3 separate regions of the Homo sapiens genome follow, and regions 1 and 2 are each linked to region 3. A link is a contact called in ENCODE Hi-C or POLR2A ChIA-PET data. All regions are on one chromosome and are shown on one strand. Each heading gives the region's core, a stretch centred on a gene start or an enhancer-like site at or near the end of the contact. The rest is flanking DNA. Distances are from core to core; before and after follow the strand shown. Region 1 holds the start of TMEM87A (transmembrane protein 87A). Region 2 holds the start of EHD4 (EH domain containing 4). Region 3 holds the start of GOLM2 (golgi membrane protein 2).

Region 1 (4,683 bases), core at 1,322-3,821, 2.0 Mb before region 3:
TGTTTTCACTCCCACTAGAATGTAAGCTCGATGAGGGAAGAACATTTTTCTATTACTTCCCCACAGTCTATGCAATAAGTAATAATTACTCACTAAACAATTGAAAAGAATAAAATTATCCAACTATGACTTAAAATTTTGCACTTCCGTGAAGACAGTATGCATAGAATCACACATCTATCATCAGGATTTTTATCCCTCATCTAGAAATAAAGCTGCCCACGATCAATCGTTCTCTAAATTAAAGCCGGTTTCAGAACTAAAAGGAAGCTTTTACTGAACACACAATGGGATACTTTAGATTCAGATACAGTCATTTTTCCACTAGACAAACTAGTTTTGTTCTACATAATCCCTATTTCTTGATAATATCTGAGCTTCCTCTTCCAAAGCAGTAAAATACTCCTTTTGTAAATAAAGGATCTACTAAATATATTCCTTCACAGCCAACGGCCTGACAAACCTAGGTCATGTTTGCAGTAAACATTTAACAAGCACACAAGAGTAAAACCTCTTTAATCTACACAGAACAGATTAAAACCACCATGCAGGGAATCAACCCCAACATAATCACAGTCATTCACTACATAACATTTCAGTAAATGAAAGACTACATATACAACGGGGGTCCCATAAAATTGTAATATCGTATTTGTACTCTACTTTCCTATGTTTAGATATACAAAAACTTACCATTGTGTTACAACCACCTATAGCATTCAGTACAGTAACATGTTATACAGGTTTATAGCCTAGGAGCAATAGGCTGTACCATACAAACTAGGCGTGTAGTGCCATCCAGTTTTAAGTATACTCTATGATGTTTGCATAATGACAAAATCACCTAAGGATGCTTTTCTCAGAAAGTATCAACTGTAAATGTAATTCGACTGAGATGTGACTGAATATTCAATGTAGTATATACAGCATATATATTAATATATACATTATATATACTAATATATAATGTCTACATAGTGTATATATGCAATGTAAACACCAGAAAAACAAGAGAAGAAAATAAAGTTCACACGAGTACTTTGAAGATGATTCAGTAAAAGGACCTTAGTAATACTAAAAATATTTATACCTAGATAATGCCAGACTATTAGATTTCAGAACTTATAAAATAGGTAATTTAAAACATTACCTATAAATTTTTAAAATTCAAATTAAAACTTCATGAAATTCAAAAACTCACACTTCAGGAAGATAGTGGTATTTCTGAAGAGGATCTTTCCAAAACTAAAATAATTTTTCCCCTGCAAACATAAAGGAAAGATAATTAGCCTCAGATGGCTTCAATTACCAAAGCATCATATAACTATCTAAGACTGCTAGAAATTCCAACTTAACTTAAATCTTTATGGGACGTACCCCTTAATCAGTTCATTCCCTTTACTCACCAATCACTGCTCAGAATAACCAATCATTTTTTCTAATGAACTATTCTGTGTGCAAATAACCAGAGTTTTATTTTCAAATCTAAAAAGACTTAACTATTAACCATTTTAGTAACAAGTAAAAACCTAACTGAACACCTGAAAATCTTCACCACTGAACAAAAGGTATAACGTTTACCATAATAAAAGCCCAAATAAGATTTGGACATTACAGTCAGTGAGCAGAGCAGAATGAAACAAAAAGGCCAACGTAGGTTTAATGGGGCTAATGCTTTTCAGCATTTCCTCCCTGCATCTGGTTTTTGTCTGCTCACAGGACTATACCTGTTACTGAAATAAGGTTTAAAATGGGTAAGGGGCAGAAAGGGTCAACCCATGTAGTTAATTATCCAAATGAAAGACTAGCCTTACCACATTAAATTTTAAGTACTATTTCTTCAATTTTAACCATTCCCATGTTAAAACACATTTCTTAAATCTCTATGCTTTCTAGTCACACAGTAAAGCTTAGAATAGCCATTCCAAAGTTGAAGCGAAGTCGAACCATCTCGTAAGCAGAATTACCCAGGGACCAAGAAGTGCAGAGGAAGAAAAAGAAAGAAAGAAATGAAGACTCCTATTTACATATCTTTCTTATCCAACCCGGGGACACTGGATTCTGTGAAACATCTGAAAGATAAACAACTCTCCGTTTGTACATCAAGTTTACATCTCAAGTCAGGCACTGAAAGTTCTGTTTTTCTGATGAGAAGCCGCTCCACCACTCCTTTCTGTTGCTGAAGTGGCCCTTACATTCCCGCTAGCCTAATCACAGAAGTGCGCGGCTTTCCACTCCAGGGAGGTGGGTCCCAGTTGGCTAGCCACACAGACCATCCCAGCAACCCCACCCCTTTTGAAGAGACTTTTGCGGAACCTTCATGGACCCCTTGGGCCGCCGTAGCCCCACCCCTTGCTCCTCTAGGTTCAGACGTTAGTGAAGTGAATACTCACCGACGGTATCGGAATGTGCCATTTGGACCGGTCGGCAGCAGCTACGGTTGCCGGTCCCGCACTGAAAAACGACAGTGGTGACGGGTGAGCTCCCAGAAGCAGAAGAATGACAGGCAACACCTGAAGCCACGCAGCCGCCGCCATCTTCACAGCCGTGGAGTGCCTACCGAAAGCATTTCACCCTCTTCCGGTTCGTCCCGCCTTCTTCCGGCTCTGCTCTAAGGGCGGGATTATCCGGGTCCTGGAAACGTCGCGGAGCTTGTTTGCTGTGCGGCGTAGCGGCCCCTCTCTCAGACAGTCGTCTGTGCGCCGTGAGACTTTGGACCTACTGCGCAGGCGTCATCCTGTTGGAACCTGGTCAGCTGGGTTAGAGAGATCGCTACATGCCAGCCTGGCCTGAGTCTTTTCTGTCTCCCAGCCGTTAAAGGTTTTAGGACCAGGCAGGCACCCCGTGCAGGATTTGGCTCTCTACTTCCGCTCGCCCCAGCCCTTCATCCCTTCTAAGTCAATGTCAGACTTTGGGGCCAGAAAGTCTGGAAAAGCCCTAAGCCTGGCTGCCCAAGTGGCGTCTAGTAGTGAGTTCTCCGGTTTGGGTGGTATTTAAGCAAAGGCTGGAATTCGGCGGTGGTGGAGTACACGCGATTCCTAGACTGGGTAGTGTAACAACCTTCAAAGGCCCCTTCTAGCCCTGAAGAGTACGATGCTGCAGTACAATCTGGCTGGAGACCTAGCCTCCAGCAAAGACCCGGCCGGCACTTCCCACCCTTAACCGAAAACGGAGACAGAGAGGGTCAGTTTTCAAAATCTGTGGCGTGACCCCGCCACTGAGATAGATCTGCAGATGCTTCGTCCCAGTCAGGGAGGCCGTCTCGGCATTTCCAGGTTCTTAACGCTCTTGATTTTTACCCTCTAGGACTCATTGCGTACACGCCCTCACCGCCGCCCAGTTTCGGTTCCTAACAAAAGCACGTTCCTCATCAGCCACCCATAATCAAGACAAATTTGCCAAATAAATCATTGTAGAAACGCTAGTTTGGGCCTGAAAAATTCCAGGAGCAAGAGTCAAGATTTGTCACTCCATGAGAATCTGGAGGGGACTCCCTTCCCAGAAACTTGACGATGAAGTACTGGTTGTAATTTTAGAAAGACACCCAATCGGCTTTTTTAAAAGATCGCCCAGGGCCCTTGTCCTGAGAGCTGGGAGCTGGTCGGAGTGACAGAGAAGCCATGGAAGCAGCAGTGAAAGAGGAAATAAGGTAAAGGCCAAGTGCTTCTGTAGCGAGTGACCCCAGGGTCCCTAGAAACAGGGAATAGTGTTTTAATTGCATTTCTTATTTGCGTATTTGGTATTTGCTGACCTTTATCTTTTCTCTCAATTCGCGGGAAGTTAGTTGATATTAATAGCCTCTCATAAAATACTTTCAGGATGGTTAAATAGGCCGGGTGCAGTGGCTCACGCAGGTAATCCCACAGCACTTTGGGAGGCTAAGGTGGGAGGATCGCTTGAGTTCAGGAGTTCGAGACCCCCTCCCCGCCCCCTCGGAGTCCCAGCTACTTGGGAGACCACTGGGAGGATGGATTTGGAGGCTGCAGTGGAGCTGTGATCTTGCCACTGCTTGGGCAACAAAGTGAGACCCTGTCTCCAAAAAAAAAGGATGGTTAAATAACATTAACAGTGGAAAAGTTGCAATCAGAACTCTTAACACGTGAATTTCAGGCATGTTGCTTTCCAAATTCATCTATAATCACCCCTTCCTATATCATCCCAGAGTTAATTCTTCGAAGCTGTAAAGAGGAAACAAAAGATTCTCCAATCTTTGTACACTTGATTAAAATAAACTGGGCCGGTTCGCTCATGCCTGTAATCCCAGCACTTTGGGAGGCCTATAGGTGGGCAGATTGCTTGAACCCAGGAGTTCAGACCAGCCTGGGCAACATGCTGAATCCCTGTCTCTACAAAAATTTTAAAGTTAGCCAGACGTGGTGATGTGGGCCTGTAGTCCCAGCTACTCAGGAGGCTGAGGCAGGAAGATAGCCTGAGCCCAGGAGGCGGCAGTTGCAGCAAGCCAAGATCGTGCCACTTCACTCCAACGTAGGAGGCAGAGCGAGATCCTGTCTCAAAAAAAATTTTTTTAATAAATTAAAATAAACGGACAAAGACTGAGTTCAGTGAAGGACAAACAGTTTTTTAGTATGGCCAAGTATATCTGCCTGGGCTTGTTTTCATAATATTTCGACGTTTGTGTTCAGTCATAGCTTTCTACATAATCATGGACATGCTGACTACAGA
Region 2 (4,566 bases), core at 160-2,659, 2.3 Mb before region 3:
TACTCTATTTGTAGGAACTATTTAGGTCACTGGAGTGGAGAAAAAGAGGTCGCTACTTAACAGAAATGGCATGTATCCAAATATAGATGCAGTTTTCTCAACACCTGTTGCACATCAAATGATGAAGAGATTGTTACAATTTCCAAAACCCTGGACCAAAACCTTAAATGATCAGCACTTTGTTTCAACTGATACACGGCTTAAGTCAGAAAAATAAGTTCTTCTTACCAAAAACAGTGAGCCTAAATATGCTGGCTGCTTTAGAAATAAAACAGGTGATCAACAAAGCAATCTGTTTCTGTCTAAATAATTTCCCAGCAAAAGTCACTTCTTTTGAAACTATATGATTTGAACCACAGGGTATGCACAGTGATTGTGTGCTTTCAGAAACACGGTAAGCATGACAAATATTTTCAGTTGTCAAGGGTAAGCGAGGAGGGAATGACCCACCTAAGAAATGGAAACTAACAAATAGTAATATGACACTCCCCCTTAGTTCCACAGGCTGGTGCGGCTGCTACACGCAGCTCACTTCCTACGGGCGGCTAAAGGCGGTGCATGAACTGAACGTAGGCGGCCTCTTTATCCCCTCCCCACAACACTGTGGGGTGGCACGTAAAGACCTCAAGGGAAGGGGGCCTGGGCGATACGCTCTCCTGCTGCCATTCATTTGTTCAAGAAATAGTTGAACAAATGAATAGTTAAACAAACTCTCCAACTAGGACTCTGTCCCATTCGGATACCCTACGCCTCTCCCCCCATTTCCATCCCTAGGCATCACTCCCTCGTCAAGAATATGCTGATTATGGCTCGCGCCCCCTCTCTCCCTTGGACCCTCCCGCCAGGGCGACCGGACGAGGCCAGCGGGAGCAACGCCTTCCGAACCGCAAGGAAGGAGGGCTCGGAGTGCGCAGGGCGCGGGTTCGCGGGACCCTCCAGCGCGCGGGGCTGGCCAGCCGGGGCGGGGCCGAGGGCACCGGGCGCCGAGCTCCGGGAGGGGTCCCCGAGGTCGCGCCGGCCGGGAGGGGCAGCGGCGGGAGGCGGCCGACTGCGGCGCACACGTGGGGAGGGCGGAGCGGGGCGGGAGCCGGGCGAGGGGCGGTGACGGTACCTGATGAAGGTGGTCTTGCCGGTGCTGTACTGGCCCACCAGCAGGATCATGGGCTTGTTCTCGAAGTCGGCGTCCTCCAGCGCAGGCGAGTGGAACTCGTGGAAGCGGTACGCCTCCTCCAGCGGCAGCACCTTGCGCAGGTAGAGCGAGCGCAGCCCGCCCGTCACCGTCTGCACCGCGTCCGCGCCGCCAGCGCGTTCGCGCCCGCCCGCCTGCCGCCCCATCCAGCTGAACATCCTGCCGCCAGTCCACGCTCGGATGGGACCCTGCTCCGGGTTCGACTCTCCCCGGCTCGCACTGAGCCGCCCCGGCCGCGCTGGCCGCCGCCCGAGGAGGGCCCCGCCTTGTGCTGCCACAGCCAGTCTTCGGCCGCTACGTCACGCGCGCTCGCCCACTATTCAGACGAGCTCTCTCAGGTCCTTCCTGATTGGATCTCTGCCAGAGAGGGCTGAAGGCGTCAGCCAATTGAGAGGAGGTTCTTAATGAATTATTGATGACGGAGTCATTCTAGAGGACTGGGCGGGGAGATGGTGTCTTCCCGGCCGGGTGGCACTGACCGGTCATGCTCAGGGCCCCCTTCTGGTTGCCGGTGCCTCACCTCTGGCCAGGTGGCATCGGCTTCCGGGTAAATCTGAGCTGCCCAAAGCGAGCCTCCGGAGGCTGCTCCATCTCCTGGAACGTTTACTCATTCAGGCCTCTGGACGTCGATACTGGGGATGAAAAGTTCAGAAAGTGGACAGGCAGGTTCTGTCTTCCCGGGGGCGGGTGGTTATGACTCCGTTTTACAGGCCAAGAGACCCAGGCTCACGGGCATAATTGACACAATCTTGAGGGGAAGTGGACTGGAATCTATTTGAGTAGCCGTTTCTCCTACTTCTCCACATTGCCCTCACTAAATTCTGGATCAGCTAAAGGCTTTTTCCCCTTAGTTTTCTTTATGTGTTTTTCTGTAAAGCCGAAAATTTAGTCATTACTCTCATTATTACATTATCCTCATTATTACAACTTTATTTCCACATATTGACATGTGAGTCATTGTCACCTCCTAGCTGTTTTTTGTTGTTGTTGTTGTTTTCTGAGACGGAGTCTCGCTCTGTCGCCCAGGCTGGAGTGCAGTGGCACGATCTCGGCTCACTGCAACCTCCGCTTCCCGGGTTCAAGCAATTTTCCTGTCTCAGCCTCCTGAGTAGCTGGGACTACAGGCGCTCACCACCATGCCCAGCTAATTTTTGTATTTTTAGTAGAGATGGGGTTTCACCATATTGGTAAGGCTGGTCTTGAACTCCTGACCTCAGATGATCCGCCTGCCTTGGCCTCCCAAAGTATTGGGATTATAGGCGTGAGCCACCGCCCCTGGCCTGTTTCTTTTCTAGGTTAAAAGGATACTCACTTATCTAAGTTGAGATTGGGGGAAATAATCACCTTTTGTGTCCTTGATTGTAGCTTAGGAATATTTCTTAGTTGTTTTAGAGCATTTCTCAAGTGTGATCCATGGGGCCACCTGCATATATGCATTTATGAGCTGGGATGCTTGTTAAAATGCAGATTCCTGGTCTTCAGTCCAGACCTACTGAGTTAAAATATTGAGGAGAGATGGAGCTCAACAGATGCCCTAGGTGACTCTGATGTGGCCTAAGTCTGGGGAAACAGTACACCCTGCAGTACTTCTCCAACCTAACAGAAATGCGGATTCTGATTCGGTAGGTATGGGATGGGGCCCATGACTCTACATTTCTAACAGGCTCTCGGGTATTGCCAATGCTACCCATCCCTGGACCATACTTGGAGTATGAGAGAACAGGACTTTGCATCAAAAGATCTGGGTTTGAACCTTGACTATGTAAATTAATGGCTGTGTGATTTTAAATGTGATGAGTTACCTCTCTGCCCTAGTTTCCTTAAGAGCAAAATGGAAACTCCTTTGGAGTTGTTGTGTGGGTCACATAGTTGGAGGGAATTGTATGTAACTAGGGAAGTGAAAAGAAAGCCAAGGGAAAATAAAGTTAGACATCTGCCTTGTGTCAAAATAAAACAAAGATTGAAATGTAAAAAGAAAATGAAACCACTGCACTACTAGAAGAAGGTACAAGAGATTTATACAATTTGGCGGTGGAAAAGCCTTTCTAACCAACATTAAGGACAGAAATTATGAAAGCAAAGGCTGACATATTTGACAACAAAAGTAAAAGCTTCGATGTATTTTTTTAGAATACATAAAAACAAACGGATATAAATACAATCTTACCATATGATGCAGAAATCAGCTCCTTAGTATTTACCCAAATGAATTGAAAACTTATATCCACAGAAAAGCCTGTACATGGATGTTCATAGTGGCTTTATTCATAAGTGCCAAAAATTGGAAGCAACTAACATGTCCTTCAGTAAGTGAAAGGATAATCTGTGGTACATCCAGACAATGGAATCTTATTCAGCACTAAAAAGAAATGAGCTATCAAGCCATAAAAAGACACAGAGGAAACTTAAATGCCTATTACTAAGTGAAAGAAGCCAATCCGAAAATGCTATGTACTGTACGATTTCATCTTTATGACATTCTGGAGAAGGCAAAATTATGGAGGAAGTAAAAAGGTCAGTAGTTTCTAGGTGTTAGGGAGAAGGAAGGAATGAACAGGCAGAGAACAGAGGATTTTTATGGCAGTGGCTCTACTTTTTATGGTACTATAATGATGGATACATGTCATTATATATTTGTCAAAACCCACAGAATGTACAACACCAAGAGTGAATGTAAGTGATAATGACTCGTGAATTTCAGATCAGTTTTAGGTTCACAGCAAAATGGAGCATAAAGTACCGAGAGTTCCCATATACCCCCACCCTCCCCGACACACAGCCTCCCCCACTATCAACATCCTGAACCAATGGAACATTCGTTACAATCAATAAACCTAACCTAAATAGATACATCACTAAATTAACTTAAAATGGAACTAGATATAAAACTAATATAAATGTAGAACTAAATGTAAAACTTAAGATTATAAAACTTCTAGTAGAAAACACGGGAGAAAATTGTTGTGAACTTGGGTTAGGGAAAGATTTCTTAGGTGACACCAAAAGCACAATCCTTAAAGGAAAAAAAAGTTGGTAAATTGGATTTCATTAAACTTGAGAACTTCTGACCTTTGAAAGTACTGTGAAGAGAATGAAAAGACAAGACAAGGCACAGAATATACTTGCAGATCACATATCTGATAAAGGACTTGTATCCAGAATATTTAAAAACTTCTTAAAACTTAATAGTAAAAACCCCAATTTTAAAATTTCCATTTAAAAAATGGAAAAAAGATCTAAACAGATATTTTACAAAAGAAGATGTATGGATGGCAAATAAGCACATGAAGACATGTTCAACATTGTTGTTTGTTAGGAGAATGCGAATTAAAACCACAGCAAGATACTACCACATACCTATTAGAATGTCTAAAATT
Region 3 (4,790 bases), core at 381-2,880:
GAAAGCAGAGATGGAAAGGCTCTTTATAGTTAATGATTTCTCATTTTTGCTTTGCTTCCTTTTGCCAAAGTCGGCTTGTCATCTGAGAGTGGAGAGGATTTGTTAGATCTTATGAAGCCAGAGCTCACTTCTGATGTGAACCAAGTATTAATAATTTTGGTGGTGGTTTTCTGTACTGCATCTGAGAGAGTAATCATTGTTCTTTGAAGATGCAATAATTCTACGCTACTACGGGACTTAGGGAAATAATTTTTGAGGATAGGAAGCACAGAATAATTAAGATGACAAGTCTTCCTGCCTCAAAATCATATCACTCTGATTCGAATAAAAAATACCAAGGTTTTTCCTTCTTGAGGTTTTATACTCATGGAAGTTCTTCAACCTGAGGTCTGAAAAATAAGGCAACCCCATCCTCTCCTTAAACAGGTTAGAGCCAGTACCTTTTTATTTCTCTATGCACGGACAAAATAATTATGCAAAAAAAAAAAAGAGGCAGGTTTTGTTTTTTTTTTTGCACTACTGAAATTCACACTTAACATATAAACAATCTGCTATATGCAGACAGCACTGGTGTTTAGAGTTCAATGATCTGGATTCAAGCCTATTTAAAACCAGATAAGAGAAAGTTCCCAAACATCTATGTGTCTTGGATTCTTCATCTGTAAAATTGCGTTGTTGAGAAGATAATATGAGACTAGGCGCGCAAAACAATTTGTTAGAGCTATTATTTCTAACCCGGAATGTGTTCGCTGGCAGTAACAGTGCATTAGTTACGATTCATCGAGGGCAGCTTCTGGACTTTCTGTTTGGAAGCCCAGCTGAGGCAAAAGCAGCAGTGCGTTTAAAAATTGGAGCTCGCCACATTCTGAAATTCTTTCGGTTCGTGAAAGCAGTAACCTAGGAAACGAGACTGGCACCACCCCTTTCAGTCCTAAAGCTTGGTTTCTCCCGCTTTTCTCCATTATGTTTAGGGCATCGCTATTTTACAGTCTTTTTGTTTTTTCTTTCCACATCATTAGCACAAAAGAGAAATTCCCCTTCTACAGAAGCAAGTACAAAACCTTTCTAGTCGCTCCTTTTTGGCAGCAGCTCACCTACTATTTTTTTCTATTCCGCGGTCGCAGCCCCAGACGTCCTCAAAGACAAATATTTTCGCGAGGGCCAGTGTAGGGCAGGAACTCCCTAGGCCTTGAATCAAGGGAATCCAGTAGATAACAACAGAAAGGACTCCGACCCAGGTACCTGAGACATCTGAGACCGCCAAAATTAACACAACACCCTACGCGACAGAGAAAACTCTGGGCGGGGAGAGAGAAAGAGAGCGAGCGAGCGAGAGAGAGAGAGAGCGAGAGAGAGAGAGAGAGAGAGAGAGAGAGAGAGAGAGAGAGAGAGAAAGAGAGCGAGCGAGAGAGAGCGAGAGAGCGAGAGAGCGAGAGAGCGAGAGAGCGAGAGAGAGAGAGAGAGAGAGAGAGAGAGAGAGAGAGAGAGAGAGAGAGAGAGAGAGACGAGAGGAAGCAACGTTCTCGCGACAAGAGGGGTGTCGACGGAAACTCGGAAATGGTCCCCTAGACGACCCGGCCCCAGCTAGTGGGTGGGGCCAGGGTACATCCGCCCCTTTCCGGTTTTTTTCCCCGCCTCCCAACCGTGAGGTGTTGGGTTTGGGGGACGCTGGCAGCTGGGTTCTCCCGGTTCCCTTGGGCAGGTGCAGGGTCGGGTTCAAAGCCTCCGGAACGCGTTTTGGCCTGATTTGAGGAGGGGGGCGGGGAGGGACCTGCGGCTTGCGGCCCCGCCCCCTTCTCCGGCTCGCAGCCGACCGGTAAGCCCGCCTCCTCCCTCGGCCGGCCCTGGGGCCGTGTCCGCCGGGCAACTCCAGCCGAGGCCTGGGCTTCTGCCTGCAGGTGTCTGCGGCGAGGCCCCTAGGGTACAGCCCGATTTGGCCCCATGGTGGGTTTCGGGGCCAACCGGCGGGCTGGCCGCCTGCCCTCTCTCGTGCTGGTGGTGCTGCTGGTGGTGATCGTCGTCCTCGCCTTCAACTACTGGAGCATCTCCTCCCGCCACGTCCTGCTTCAGGAGGAGGTGGCCGAGCTGCAGGGCCAGGTCCAGCGCACCGAAGTGGCCCGCGGGCGGCTGGAAAAGCGCAATTCGGACCTCTTGCTGTTGGTGGACACGCACAAGAAACAGATCGACCAGAAGGAGGCCGACTACGGCCGCCTCAGCAGCCGGCTGCAGGCCAGAGAGGGCCTCGGGAAGAGATGCGAGGATGACAAGGTAAGGACGACCCTTTTCTCTTCAAACCCCATGGTTTCTTTTCTCCCCGGGGTCTGGGGCGGGATGTTAATCCGCTAGCTGTTGTCTTATGCCTTCCAGTATTTCAGTCCTGAAGGCTCCTTTCACCCCCAACAACCCTGTTTCTGTCAGACTTTTCCCAGTTTATCAGTGCCACGTTCTCTGGTCCCTGCCAGAAAAAAATGACTGTAAATTCTGGTTCTCAAGAGTGGACTGTGTGCAGATGCTGCCTATTCTCTAAGCTCAGCTGGTGAGTTGGCAGTAGTAATCATCTGGCCTGTGTGGCCCCCTTACCTTCAAAGACACACAAATCTGGCGACTGCCAGGTTTGGTGTGGTTATTGTCTCATTTTTATTCCGTGCACACTGATCAATATTAATTTCGTTATTTAAAGAACGAAGCCGCCTCTGACTCCTCTACTTATGGTAGTCATCATATATTTTTTAAGCTGTGTGACTTTTAAAATCTCTATAGGGTGATGTATTGAATAACTAAATAATCAGCTATGACTGCCTTTTTGTGATCAAAATGTTATGATAGATGGGCCCTCGAGCTATATGTGAGACACACTTGTGTCTTGGACATAGTTGATCCATCATTATCTACTCAATTTGAATTGTTAATGAAATCAGCCAAAAGATTAGAATCTGAAAATAAATTTTAAGCAGTGGAATGTCATGTCAGTGTCTTCATTGAAAGAAAATAGAATGAAATTTTGTATAGCTAAGTTGCTATTAGGGTTGGTGTTTTATGCAGATGGAAAACTATACAAAGTTTTAAATATAAAAAGTTTAAAATTGAACTGTAATCATACTTGCTACTAAATAATCCTTGTTTTCATTAGCTCATTGGTAACTATATTAATAGTTTATGACTTAGCAACTTCTGTAGGTATAGTAGAGTTATGAAAATTTCTGGGCAGGATAGTAGATGCCTTTCTATACACTTCTTTGGTAATCTTCACATTTTTGTGTGTAAATGCCCATTATAATTACAAGTTTTACTTTGCATATCAAAATCACTTAAGGGTAAGTCATTATGAATTAAACTGTCTGTGAGCTTCTAACTTTCCTGTTGACAGCCTCTACCTGGCTTTCTTATTTCATGAAGATTAAGGCCCTCAGCTAAGTGCTTCCCTATAACCCCCTCCTCTTCACCATAACATAGACATGCTATGATAGGGTCAAGGAATCAGTACATTTATATGTGCGCTGCATGCTTAACTCTAAAGACTGAAAAACTCTCGGGCAGAGTAGGTAGAAATCCATGAAAGTTTGGAGTATTAAAGTAAGGTCTTCCTACTTGGCATGGTTGAGCATTACAATTCACATTCTTCTCTCTGGTCTCAAAGGAAAGTCTCTTGTTGTAATTAATACTCTTGATTCCATTCTTTCATCCATTGGACTTTTTGTTGTTGTCGTTGTTGTTGTTGTTGTTGTTTTTTGAGACGGAGTTTTGTTTTTGTTGCCCAGGCAGGAGTGCAATGGCGTGATCTCAGCTCACTGCAACCTCCGCCCCCCCGGGGTTCAAGCAATTCTCCTGCTTCAGCCTCCTGAGTAGCTGGGATTACAGGCATGCACCACCACGCCTGGCTAATTTTGTATTTTTAGTAGAGAAGGGGTTTCTCAATGTTGGTCAGGCTGGTCTTGAACTACCAACCTCAGGTGATCCGCCCGCCTCAGCCTCCCAAAGTGCTGGGATTACAGGTGTGAGCCACCATGCCCAGCCTCTTTTTTTTTTTTTTTTTTTAAAGAGACAGGGTCTCATTGTGTTGCCCAGGCTGGAGTGCAGTAGCTGTTACACAGGCATGATGCACTATAGCATTGAAATCCTGAGCTCAAGTGATCCTCCTGCTTCAGCCTCTGAGTAGCTGGGACTGCAGGTGTGCACCACCTTGCCCAGCTCTACTGAACTGTCTCTTTCAGTTTGTTTCACTTTTTACCTTCAACAGTATGTGGGTGTCCCCTGTTCTCAGTAAAGGAAAAAAAATCTGTATATTCCTTTCTCCCAACCAACCCATTTGTTTTTTCACTTTCATTGCTAAAGTCAAATTATTGATGGTCTACAAATGTTCCATCTACCTATTTTTTCATAACCATCCTAATCTTAAAATGTCTGCCATCTTTCTTTCCTCCCCTTTTTTGAAACTATTCTCTTGAAGGTCACAAATGGCAGTCTTCCTAGTCAAAACCAAAGAATATTTTTATTCTTACTGTATTTGACCTCCCAGTAGTTTGATCCTGTTGATTGTCTCTAGCTATTTGGAAACTATTTTCTTTCTTGCTTCTGTTATACTGGACTCTCCAGTCTTATCTTCTTCACTATATTCTTTGCTGGATTTATTTTTTCTTTCCAGTCACCTAGTAAGGGACTCTGTTATTGAGCCTTTGCTCTCCCATAAGAGCAGTATTCCCCAAAGTAGTGTTAAACAGAATACCCTTCTTGTAATATTTCTTAGGTGGTGAGGAGAAAAAAATGAAAACCTTTTTTGGAGGGAAATGTTA

What was found. Hi-C counts contacts between places; a loop is a spot of excess contacts on that map. ChIA-PET counts read pairs that join two places held with the same protein, here RNA polymerase II (POLR2A). Pooled maps may share reads with other maps.
Region 1: a loop to region 3 is called in a map of CD8-positive, alpha-beta T cell, with 18 times the contacts of the local background. The contact joins the promoter of TMEM87A here to the promoter of GOLM2 in region 3. A Hi-C loop is called at or near these places in 2 of 168 maps with a recorded cell type or tissue (CD8-positive, alpha-beta T cell and naive thymus-derived CD4-positive, alpha-beta T cell) and 8 of 50 pooled maps.
Region 2: a loop to region 3 is called in a map of CD4-positive, alpha-beta T cell, with 25 times the contacts of the local background. The contact joins the promoter of EHD4 here to the promoter of GOLM2 in region 3. A Hi-C loop is called at or near these places in 1 of 168 maps with a recorded cell type or tissue (CD4-positive, alpha-beta T cell) and 5 of 50 pooled maps. POLR2A ChIA-PET finds 5 or more read pairs at or near these places in 1 of 52 experiments (WTC11).

What each region holds. Positions count from the first base shown.
Region 1 is chr15:42,270,862-42,275,544 of GRCh38, forward strand. TMEM87A (transmembrane protein 87A) reads right to left here and starts at 2,572. Exons shown (of 20, transcript NM_015497.5): 1 at 2,394-2,572; 2 at 1,202-1,262. The coding sequence starts at 2,537. GANC (glucosidase alpha, neutral C) reads left to right here and starts at 2,340. Exons shown (of 24, transcript NM_198141.3): 1 at 2,340-3,649. The coding sequence starts at 3,621. RefSeq lists enhancers at 1,922-2,171, 2,332-2,561, 2,534-3,733.
Region 2 is chr15:41,971,148-41,975,713 of GRCh38, forward strand. EHD4 (EH domain containing 4) reads right to left here and starts at 1,410. Exons shown (of 6, transcript NM_139265.4): 1 at 1,112-1,410. The coding sequence starts at 1,347. PLA2G4E-AS1 (PLA2G4E antisense RNA 1) reads left to right here and starts at 1,616. Exons shown (of 4, transcript NR_120334.1): 1 at 1,616-1,851; 2 at 2,657-2,811. RefSeq lists silencers at 852-1,121, 1,222-1,291, 1,332-1,461.
Region 3 is chr15:44,287,089-44,291,878 of GRCh38, forward strand. It overlaps GOLM2 (golgi membrane protein 2), which reads left to right and starts at 1,631. Exons shown (of 10, transcript NM_138423.4): 1 at 1,631-2,268. The coding sequence starts at 1,942. RefSeq lists enhancers at 690-1,596, 978-1,047, 1,443-1,737 and a silencer at 1,548-1,907.